Linked DNA regions of Homo sapiens: region 2 is linked to region 1. Evidence: chromatin contacts called from ENCODE Hi-C or POLR2A ChIA-PET data. All regions are on one chromosome and are shown on one strand. Each heading gives the region's core, a stretch centred on a gene start or an enhancer-like site at or near the end of the contact. The rest is flanking DNA. Distances are from core to core; before and after follow the strand shown. Region 1 has its middle 170 kb from the start of LINC02400. Region 2 holds the start of YAF2 (YY1 associated factor 2).

Evidence for each region. Hi-C counts contacts between places; a loop is a spot of excess contacts on that map. ChIA-PET counts read pairs that join two places held with the same protein, here RNA polymerase II (POLR2A). Pooled maps may share reads with other maps.
Region 2: a pooled map shows a loop between it and region 1 (2.1-fold over the local background). The contact joins the promoter of YAF2 here to the enhancer-like site in region 1. A Hi-C loop is called at or near these places in 2 of 50 pooled maps. POLR2A ChIA-PET finds 5 or more read pairs at or near these places in 2 of 52 experiments (PC-9 and WTC11).

The regions. Positions count from the first base shown.
Region 1 is chr12:41,930,422-41,934,953 of GRCh38, reverse strand. No RefSeq gene overlaps it. Among named protein-coding and RNA genes, the nearest start is that of LINC02400, 170 kb to the right of the region's middle. Within about 2 kb of position 2,378, at least 18 of the 41 ENCODE cell types and tissues checked have a DNase peak (open chromatin) inside an H3K27ac peak, as active enhancers do.
Region 2 is chr12:42,236,346-42,240,877 of GRCh38, reverse strand. YAF2 (YY1 associated factor 2) reads left to right here and starts at 2,630. Exons shown (of 4, transcript NM_005748.6): 1 at 2,630-2,723; 2 at 3,154-3,279. The coding sequence starts at 2,698. LOC124902920 (a long non-coding RNA gene) reads right to left here and starts at 2,433. Exons shown (of 2, transcript XR_007063279.1): 1 at 2,151-2,433; 2 at 1,600-1,741. RefSeq lists silencers at 1,885-2,024, 2,215-2,454, 2,505-2,884, 2,985-3,054, 3,175-3,504 and an enhancer at 2,838-3,339.

The DNA of each region.
Region 1 (4,532 bases), core at 1,129-3,628:
TTATTTTTGAGACTGTCTTGCTCTGTCACCCAGGCTGGAGTGCAGTGGCACACTCTTGGCTCACTGCAACCTCCACCTCCCAGGTTCAAGTGATTCTCCTGCCCAGCCTCTCGAGTAGCTGGGATTATAGGCGTGCACTCCCACGCTCAACTAATTTTTGTATTTTTAGTGGAGACGGGGTTTCACCATGTTGGCCAGGCTGGTCTCGAACTCCTGACCTCAAGTGATCTGCCCACCTCAGCCTCCCAAAGTGCTGTGATCACAGGTGTGAGCCACTGCATCTGGCCTGCTGGGTCATATGGAAATTCTATTTTTAATTTCTTTAGGAACCTCCATACTGTTTTCCACAATGGCTGCATCAATCTACATTATCACCAACAGTGTACAAGAGTCCCCCCGCCCTTTTTTCATACCTTCTCCAATATTTGTTATCTCTTGACTTTTTGATAATAGCCATCTGAGAAGGTGTGAGGTGATATCTCATAGCGGCTTTGATTTACATTTCCCAGATGATTAATTATATTGAGCACCTTTCATATACTTTTTGGCCACTTCAATGTCTTCTTTGGTGAAATATGTATTCAGGTCCGTTGCCCATTTAAAAAATTGGGTTATTTGTTTTTGTGCTATTGAGTTGTATGAGTTCTTCATAAATTTTGGATATTAACTCCTTATCAGATATATGGTTTGCAAACATTTATCCCAATCTGTAGGTTGCCATTTCATTCCGTTGATTGTCTTCTTTACTGTTCAGCTTTCTAATCTGATGTAGCACCATTTATTTATTTTTGCTTTTGTAACCTTTTTTGAACTTTTGGAGTTATATATTTAAAAAAACAATTATTGCTGAAGTCAGTGTCAAGGGGCTTTTCCCTTACGACCTCTTTTAGGAGCTGTATGTTTTCAGGTGTTTGCGAATAGGGGAGAGAGACTGAACTCAATTTTTCTGAAACAAAAGGTAGGAGAGTTTTTAAACACAGAGTGAGCTAGCAGAAAAGTATTGGTGGACATTGGGGATGGGGGAATTGTCAATGTGATTAGGTCATCACATTGTGTCTGCAAATAGTTGCTTATCAAGTTAGGCTCCCATGCTCCCACAGAGACTGAGAGATAGGAGCTCTGTCCTTTCTTGATGATTGTGTTTCAAAAGGATGACTCCCAGGTCCTTGAGAAAGGCATTCCTGGGTTGTGAAACTGGCAGGAGGCTGGGAGAAGATTTACATCTCTAAGGGGCAGAGAAAGAATTTATAATTGCAAATTTTCTAAAGTAAATGCTCCAAGGAAAGGGAAGTCAGGGGCTATAGTCAGGAGGAAATCTGTCTAAAGTTGAGTAGAGCTGAAGGGACTGTTAAGGACTTCTTGGTCAGTGTGTGTGTGTGTGTGTGTGTGTGTGTGTGTGTGTGTGTGTTTCTTTTCAACTGACAAGGCTCAATAAAAATTAACAGAGGCCTTTCCTCTTCAGGGCTCATCTGTTGCATTTCTGGGGTTCTGTTGGATGTTAGAGGGTGGGTGGATGGCCCCATGGAGCAGATGGGAGGCAGCAGGGTGAGGAGGCCAGGAGAAACATTCCTAGGTGGAAAGCCTCTGGGATTATGATGGGTCTCTATGTAAACTGCCCGTGCTTTGATTCTCTTCCTCCAGTAAAAAAAAAAAAAAAAAAAAAAAAAAAAAAAAAAAAAAAAAAAAAAAAAAAATTTAGTTCTTAAATAAATTACACATTTTGTAATTACAAAAAACAAAAATAAACAGATAATTAATTAAATAATAAATGAAAGAAGTGCAAAAATCATCCCCTTCCCAAATCCCTGCATGATGTGAGTTTAAAAATCAACTGCATACAGGTACCCACCTCCAAGCTCTCCCTCCCTCTTTATAAACAGCGCTGGAAATATCCAGGAGACCTGGCAAAAAATCGAATTTTGCCATACAAATAAACAATAAGCTTCTTCTGCCTGTGAGAACCTGCCATCCTAAAGCACAAAGGAACCAGGCCGGGACAGATGCACACAGACTCCATGCAGTCGCGGGGGCGTTCAGGAGCATTTTCCGTCTACTGATGCTTGAGGGACTGGGCCGGCTGGGCCCGGTGCGCGCAAAGGTGTAGTGCAGGGATGCCAGGTGGGCGTGCTGTCGGCAAGGAGCCCGTAATGGTTGTAGTTAAATTGGGGAAGTGATGAAGGCTAATTAAAAAGCACTTAGGCTTGGAAAACAGGAAGCAGAACTCCGCGGCGGGGAGGCGACAGCGTGGCCGGCCCGGCGCCAGCAAGAGTCAGACTGCTGGGAGGGTGGGGGCCTCGCCAGCATGGGCGCCGGGCCAGCGCTCCCAGCCTGCACCGCCGTGCGCAACGGCGACCCCTGGGCAGGGGCGGAAACGCCCGGCTCTGCAGCCTGCCCAGCGCCGCGCTGCTGCTGGTTTCCTCTTCCTTGCAGATTGTGTTCAAACCCATTGCTAATTGTGTCAGTAAACAACAGACACAATTTTCTCTTTGCAGAGAGGTTGGGCAGCGGCGTTTGAACGTTGAGCAAAGCCTTTCCATTCACCTGTAAAATAGAATCAAAGGCTGGACGCCGTGGCTTACGCCTGTAATCCCAACACTTTGGGAGGCCAAGGTGGGAGGATCGCTTGAGCCTAGGAGTTCGGCCTTGGCAACATAGCAAGACTCATTTTCTATAATACAAAAAAATAAAAAAATTGGCCGTGTGGGCTGGCTCGCACCTGTGGTTCCAGCTGCTCGGGAGGCCAAGGTGGGAGGATCAGCTGAGCCCTGGAGGTGGAGGCTGCAGTGAGCCGAGATCCCACTAATGTACTCCAGCCTGGGCGACAGAGCTGAGGTAGGATTAGAGGTGGTGGTGTCAGAAGCTGTTGAATGATGGTGATGGGGGCGATCACAAAATTCTGACTCTTTGATTCTGAGTTTGGTTAGTATGCTAGCTTTTATTTTTCAGGTCTGATTAGTAGCTGAGTGTGTGCCAACTGATTTCCAGACGCTGACATCCTGTTTCATTAGCTTTTTTTTTTTTTTTTTTTTTTTTTTTTGAGACGGAGTCTCGCTCTATCGCCCAGGCTGGAGTGTGTGGCGCAATGCAACCTCTCTCTCCCGGGTTTAAGTGATTCTCCTGCGTCAGCCTTCCGGTAGCTGGGACTGCAGGTCCGCACCACCACGCTGGGCAAATTTTTGTATTTTCAGTAGAGACGGGGTTTCGCCATGTTGGCCAGGCTGGTCTTGAACTCGTGGTCTCAAGTGATCCGCCCACCTCAGCCTCCCAAAGTGCTGGGATTACAGGTGTGAGCCACCGCGCCCGGCCTCCAGTAGGTGTTTTGAGGTTTAGGGTGCTGAGTTATGAACTACTAGACTAGTGGGATGCCCTCTTCCTTGGGCACCTTGGAAAATGCTGTCATTGCTAGGTAATTAGAGAATCTACTTGACCAAATTCTCTGTACAAGGCCCAGTCAAAATGATCATATTCTAGTTTTTATGAATACACCAGTGAATTTTAATCTTGTCAAGCAAACAAAAAACAAACGTATTTTTGGGGTATCAACTACATTTCTTTACTAAAAGCTCTGAAGTTAAAGATAAGCAAGCCTTGATTTTCCACTGGGAAAGCCATTTGGAAATTTACCATTTACATACATGTAGCATCTCGTTGGACAGAGATATAAACCCTGATGTACTTTCAGAAATCCTGTAATACTGTAAAAATGCTGTAAAGACCACGGAGAACATTAAACATACGAATCCAGAAAGTGAAAGTAGATTATGAGGCAGACTTTTAATAAGCATATATTCAAGTAATCTACATGAGGGCAGAGTTTTTGCCCATTGAATTCCCTGCTTTATCCCTAAGTGGGTCTGGAACAATGTCTGGTACGCAAAAGGAATTCAATTAACATTTTTTGAGTAAGTGAACGAAGTCTGTGCTTATCTCTAAGGTAGTTACTTAAGATGCAAGAATCTTATTTCAATAATGGTGTTATCGTTCAAACTATTTTTCAGAAGGAACTTTTCTTTAGGAATTTCCTTTAATACTAGTCCCATTCCTTTACAGCCATATTTTGATTTTTACATCAAATCAATGCATTCTGAGTGAAAGAGTTTACGTGTATTATTTATCAGACATAGAGCCAAATCACTTTCTCAGTTCATTCTCAGAGGCTGAATTTACCATCCTGAAGGTTATTAAAGAATGCCATAGGCGCTAAAGGCAGGTCTTCAAGAGGCATGCCAAAATGTTTGCATTAATAAAGCTTCATTGCAAAAAGTGTCTAACTTCCTGAGATGAATACCTTGAAAGGAATAGAGCTCATCTGATTTTTTCTTGTGTGTTTGATAGAAAATCAATTCCATTACTCATATTTATATTATACTCCTGGAAAGAGCTTAAGTGCTTTTGATTGAGTAAAGAAAGAGGGATAAGGATTGTTTATTCTTTACCACTACTCTTCCAAAGATTTTAAGCTAGCTGAGAATAGAAGCTATTTCTTCCTATTGATTAAATTTCCATTCTCTTATCATTTTATCCATTCCTAT
Region 2 (4,532 bases), core at 1,381-3,880, 310 kb before region 1:
TTCATGATTCAGAGGTGCGGCTTACTTTTTAGTGAGGGAGGTTACAATCTAGTGAAATGGTGATTTGCAGCATGGGGGATTTTTAGAGTGCTTGATTTAGTTTCCTTTTTATTTAAAAATACATTGTTGCCATCACTTTTGCAAGTAGAGCAGTTCTTGTCAGTCTATTTGAGGATCCATCCAGTTGAGGCATTTAAAAACATCACAATGCCTTAGACTTGCAAGGGACCTTAGTTGTGATAATAGTTTTAACTCCTTTATTTTACATATGAAAAAAACTTAGCTGAGTTTACCCACTGCATTACTGAGAGGTTAAAGACTAGGCCTTAAATCTGGTTCTCTTGTATACGTGCCTCAATCATACTCCTCATGGTTCCTGGTTTCCGAATTTGGGTCTGAATCATGAGAAGCTACATTTGCAAAAAGTACAGATGGTACAACGAGTTTAGAGACTGCTATGTAAATGGAGTGATTTGGTTAATCAGAAAGAAGATGCGGTGAAAGACCAATAGGATACCTGAGCTCTAACCCTGGCCTGCTCATCAAAGAAAAACCATTTAACCTGGGCCCTAATTGCCTTGTCTTTAAAAAGAAGGGCTAGACTACGGATTTACAATGGCTCGACTTACGATTTTTCTACTTTACGATGGATTTATCGGTGTACCAAATGCATTTTCAATTTACAATATTTTCTATTTAAGGTGGATTTATCGGGAAGTATCCCCTTTCTAAATCGAAGAGCATCTGCAGTCGATGAGGCCATGTGCATAGTACTTTGAGTCCTTTAAAATATGCATCTATGCGCAGGGATTTACAAAGTGCCTGGCACATAGTGCTCAAAAAAATGTTATTTATTTATTTACTTAGAGGCGGAGTCTCGCTCTGTCGCCCAAGCTCGAGTGCAGTGGCACGATCTCGGCTCACAGCAACCTCTCACTCTCGGATTCCAGCGATTCTCCTACCTCAGCCTCCCGAGTAGCTGAGATTACAGGCGCCCGCCACCACAGCTGGCTAATTTTTGTATTTTTTAATAGAGATGGGGTTTCGCCACGTTGGCCAGGCTGGTCTTGTGAACTCCTGACCTCAGGTGATCCGCCCGCCTCGGCCTCCCAAAGTGCTGGGATTACATGCGTGAGCGACCGCAACCGGCCAAAAAATGTTATTATTAATCGCACAACAATCTCATATAGATGCAATTCAGAATATGAAAACGTTGAGAATTACAGAAATTAAGCAATACTTCCAAGGTCTATCAGCTAAGAAACAGGAGAAGCAGGCTGAGAATCCTGGGCTTCTGACTGTATTATTTCCTATGTAGTTTAGCTATAAAATTATTTTACATGAATTCGGACTTGATGTAAACCTAGAAAGATGGACAGAAACAGCACAGTTAAAGAGGGATATACTTTATGCAGAAGTAACCCATGTGCATGAAGGAAGGGTTCTGGTAAGGGAATGAATTTCATCTGCACTCTTTGTCAGGAGGCAGCTTTCCTTATGGGAGAGGGAGGCAGAGGTAGGGAAAATGTGTGAAGCCTTTGAATGCCAGGCTAAGGAGTGTGGGCAAGTCGTTAGTGGTTCTTTATCAGAGTGGTGGCATAGTATTAACAGCATTTTATTATTAATCTGGTTGTGGATTACTGAATACATTGGGGAGGTAGAAGTGGAGCTTCGGAGACCAGTTAGATGGCTGTTGCTGGAGTCTGGAGTATGAGGACCTTTAGTATGTTGACGTAGAGACCTGGGAAGGTGTTCTTTTGTTAGCAGACAGCGTTGAGGGGACATGCAAACTCCTTATATTTAAAAAGGACTTATGAGTATATAGGGGTTTCTTTCAAAAGCAGCTACTGCAGAGGCCTGAGAGGCCAAAAGGGCGCGTTTGGAATTAAAACAGAGTTAGACTCTTGGCTTTGTCATTTTCTAATTATATAGCCTAGAGGAAGTCACCTAATCTCTCTTGAGTCTTGATTTCAATTCCTCTAAGTTAGGGTTGACAATCCCTACTTGTTAGAGCATCTGTGTGCATAAACCAGACAGTGCTTTAAGGCATGTAGCAATGGCGCTGCGTGTTGGTTCCCGCCTTCCCCCCGGTATACTGCAGGCGGGGGCTGGGTAGCTAAGGACAGCGGAGGCCAGGAAAGTCGTTCTACCTGGAGATCCCGGGCTGGCACTTCTGTCCAGACCTGGACAGGCCTCCGAACGCCGGCCGGCCCTACCTTGGACCAGGCTTCGCACGGGATGACGGAGCATCCCCTGCCAGTCGGTGGGACAGACGTTTTCCTCCTCAGAGGGGCTCTGGAGCGCGAGGCAGTCCCCGGCAGCCGGGGGTACCAAGGGGGCAACGGGGGAACAGCGCGGAGAGGCGGCGCCGGCGCCCGAGGCAGCCGCGGCCACCGCGGCCACCCCCGCACCGCCCGCCGGCTAACTCGCCGCGGGTGCTGGGCCGCGCTGGCCGCGTTTGAAGTCTCCGGCGCGGCTGCTGGTTGGCCGGCGAGGGTCACGTGCGCCCAGGCAGGAGTTTCCCCGACAGCTGGAGGCTGCGTGGGATCCGGCGGCGGCTCCCGAGCGCGGCGGTGCGGCCTTCCCCGCCCCCTCCCTCCCTCCTCCCCCGCCCGCTTCCGCCCGGCTTATTATCCTCCTTATTGACAAACAGAGCGGTCGCGGCGGCGACTCTCGGCGTGCGGTGATAGCCAAGCCATGGGAGACAAGAAGAGCCCCACCAGGTAACAGCGCCCGGGCCCCGGGGCCCGGACTGTGCGGGCGGCAGGGCCCTCGTGCAGGGCTTCGGGTGGCCGCCTCGCTAGCCGCCCGGGCACCGGGGCGAGCACGGGGGCAGCGCCGCTGGTGTGCGAGTGCTGCCGCTTGAGGGGGCCGGCGCCGGCCGCCCCACAATGGAGCCGCGATGGCGGCGGCGACCGGAGCGGCCGCCCGGGTGTCAGAGCGGCTGTGGCGGCGGCGACTGCGGCCGCGCTCGCGCCCTGCCTCTTCCTGACTCCCTTCCCCCTCAGCCGGAGCGCGGCGCGCCGAGGGCCCGCGGGGCGGGGGTCGCAGAATTGGGGCGGGGGGCGGGGCGGGGGCGGCCGCGGGGCCCGGGCACCGGGCGCGGCCTGCTGGTGACCCCGCGCCGCGTCGTGTCCGGGTTGTGTCCTGCAGGCCGAAGCGGCAGCCGAAGCCGTCCTCGGATGAGGGTTACTGGGACTGTAGCGTCTGCACCTTCCGGAACAGCGCCGAGGCCTTCAAGTGCATGATGTGCGATGTGCGGAAGGGCACCTCCACCCGGTGAGTCCCGGGCCTGCCCCTCGCGCCGCCGGCCGGCGGGGTGGCGACCAGAGGACGCCCTTGCGGCTGCCGCCCCCTCCCATGACACTGGCGGACCCGGCGGGAGGAGGCAGACGGAGGTGGCTGTGGCGATAGGAACTGGGTCACATTGATCGCAACCCAGGCGATGGTTTGCGGTGAGGGGTAATTGAAGAGGCTGTAACGTTTTTTGCTGCCAAGAGAGAATAAATTATTTAAGGGAGGCATTAGCTACTGCGATTTAATTCGTATCGCTGGGTGTAATGCCCCTCTCCCCATTCTGGGTATAAAAATGTTGGCTGCATTGTTGTGTTAGTGTGTGGGGATCAAGGAAAACCCATAAAATCTCTTTAGGAGCAAAGGATGTAATTTAATTTCGTTCCTAAAGAAAGAAAAGTATCTGATTGCAGAATACACAATATATTAAAACTTATTTTTCTACATGTACTTCTGGAAGGGTCAGATCAAGGTTTTATTTAGTGTTTTTATTCCAGTACTCTAATATTTTATAAATAAGTAGTTGGAGATGAGCCCAGTCACAGGAACAGATTTTTACTGAAAGTACCTTTATATCTTTAGTTTGATTAAATGGCAGTCTCTTAGACAAATGAGATGAAAAGATCTCTGCCTATTTTCAGACTTTATTTATTGTAAGCTTGCAGTATAATAACTCTGTCTTTTAAAAAATGACTTTGAATTAAGTGAATAAAGAAAATCATCCAGGAAATTCAGTCAGTGGCATTCTTAATCTGTCAGCACTTAGTTATCGAGCTCCTTGATTCTTATACGAAGGTACCCTTTGAATTAAATATAATCCTGTGATTTATTACTTAATATTTAGAGAAGATATGTATTTTGATATTACAAAGTCCATTAGAAACTAAACTATAACAATAAGCATACTAATCTTACTGTTGCTTTAAAAAAGAAGGCACATGTAATATTGACATATACAAATATTCAGTAGACGTTAGATTTCTAAAAAATGAGATCTTGATTTTTTAAAAAACACTTTACAGAATTTTATTAAGTTTAAAATTTAGAGACAGGAATGGTTGACAGTAACTTATCTGAAAAATTTCTCAGTGAAGCTCGCTGGTTTTGACATGCTTGTTTTTTGTAAATCATCATATGCTTTTTGTATATTCCCACAATTGATAAAATATTTCGTACATTTTTCATATTCAAAAAGCAAACTTTCAAACGTATGCTAAATTTAAGGGATTACAACAGAA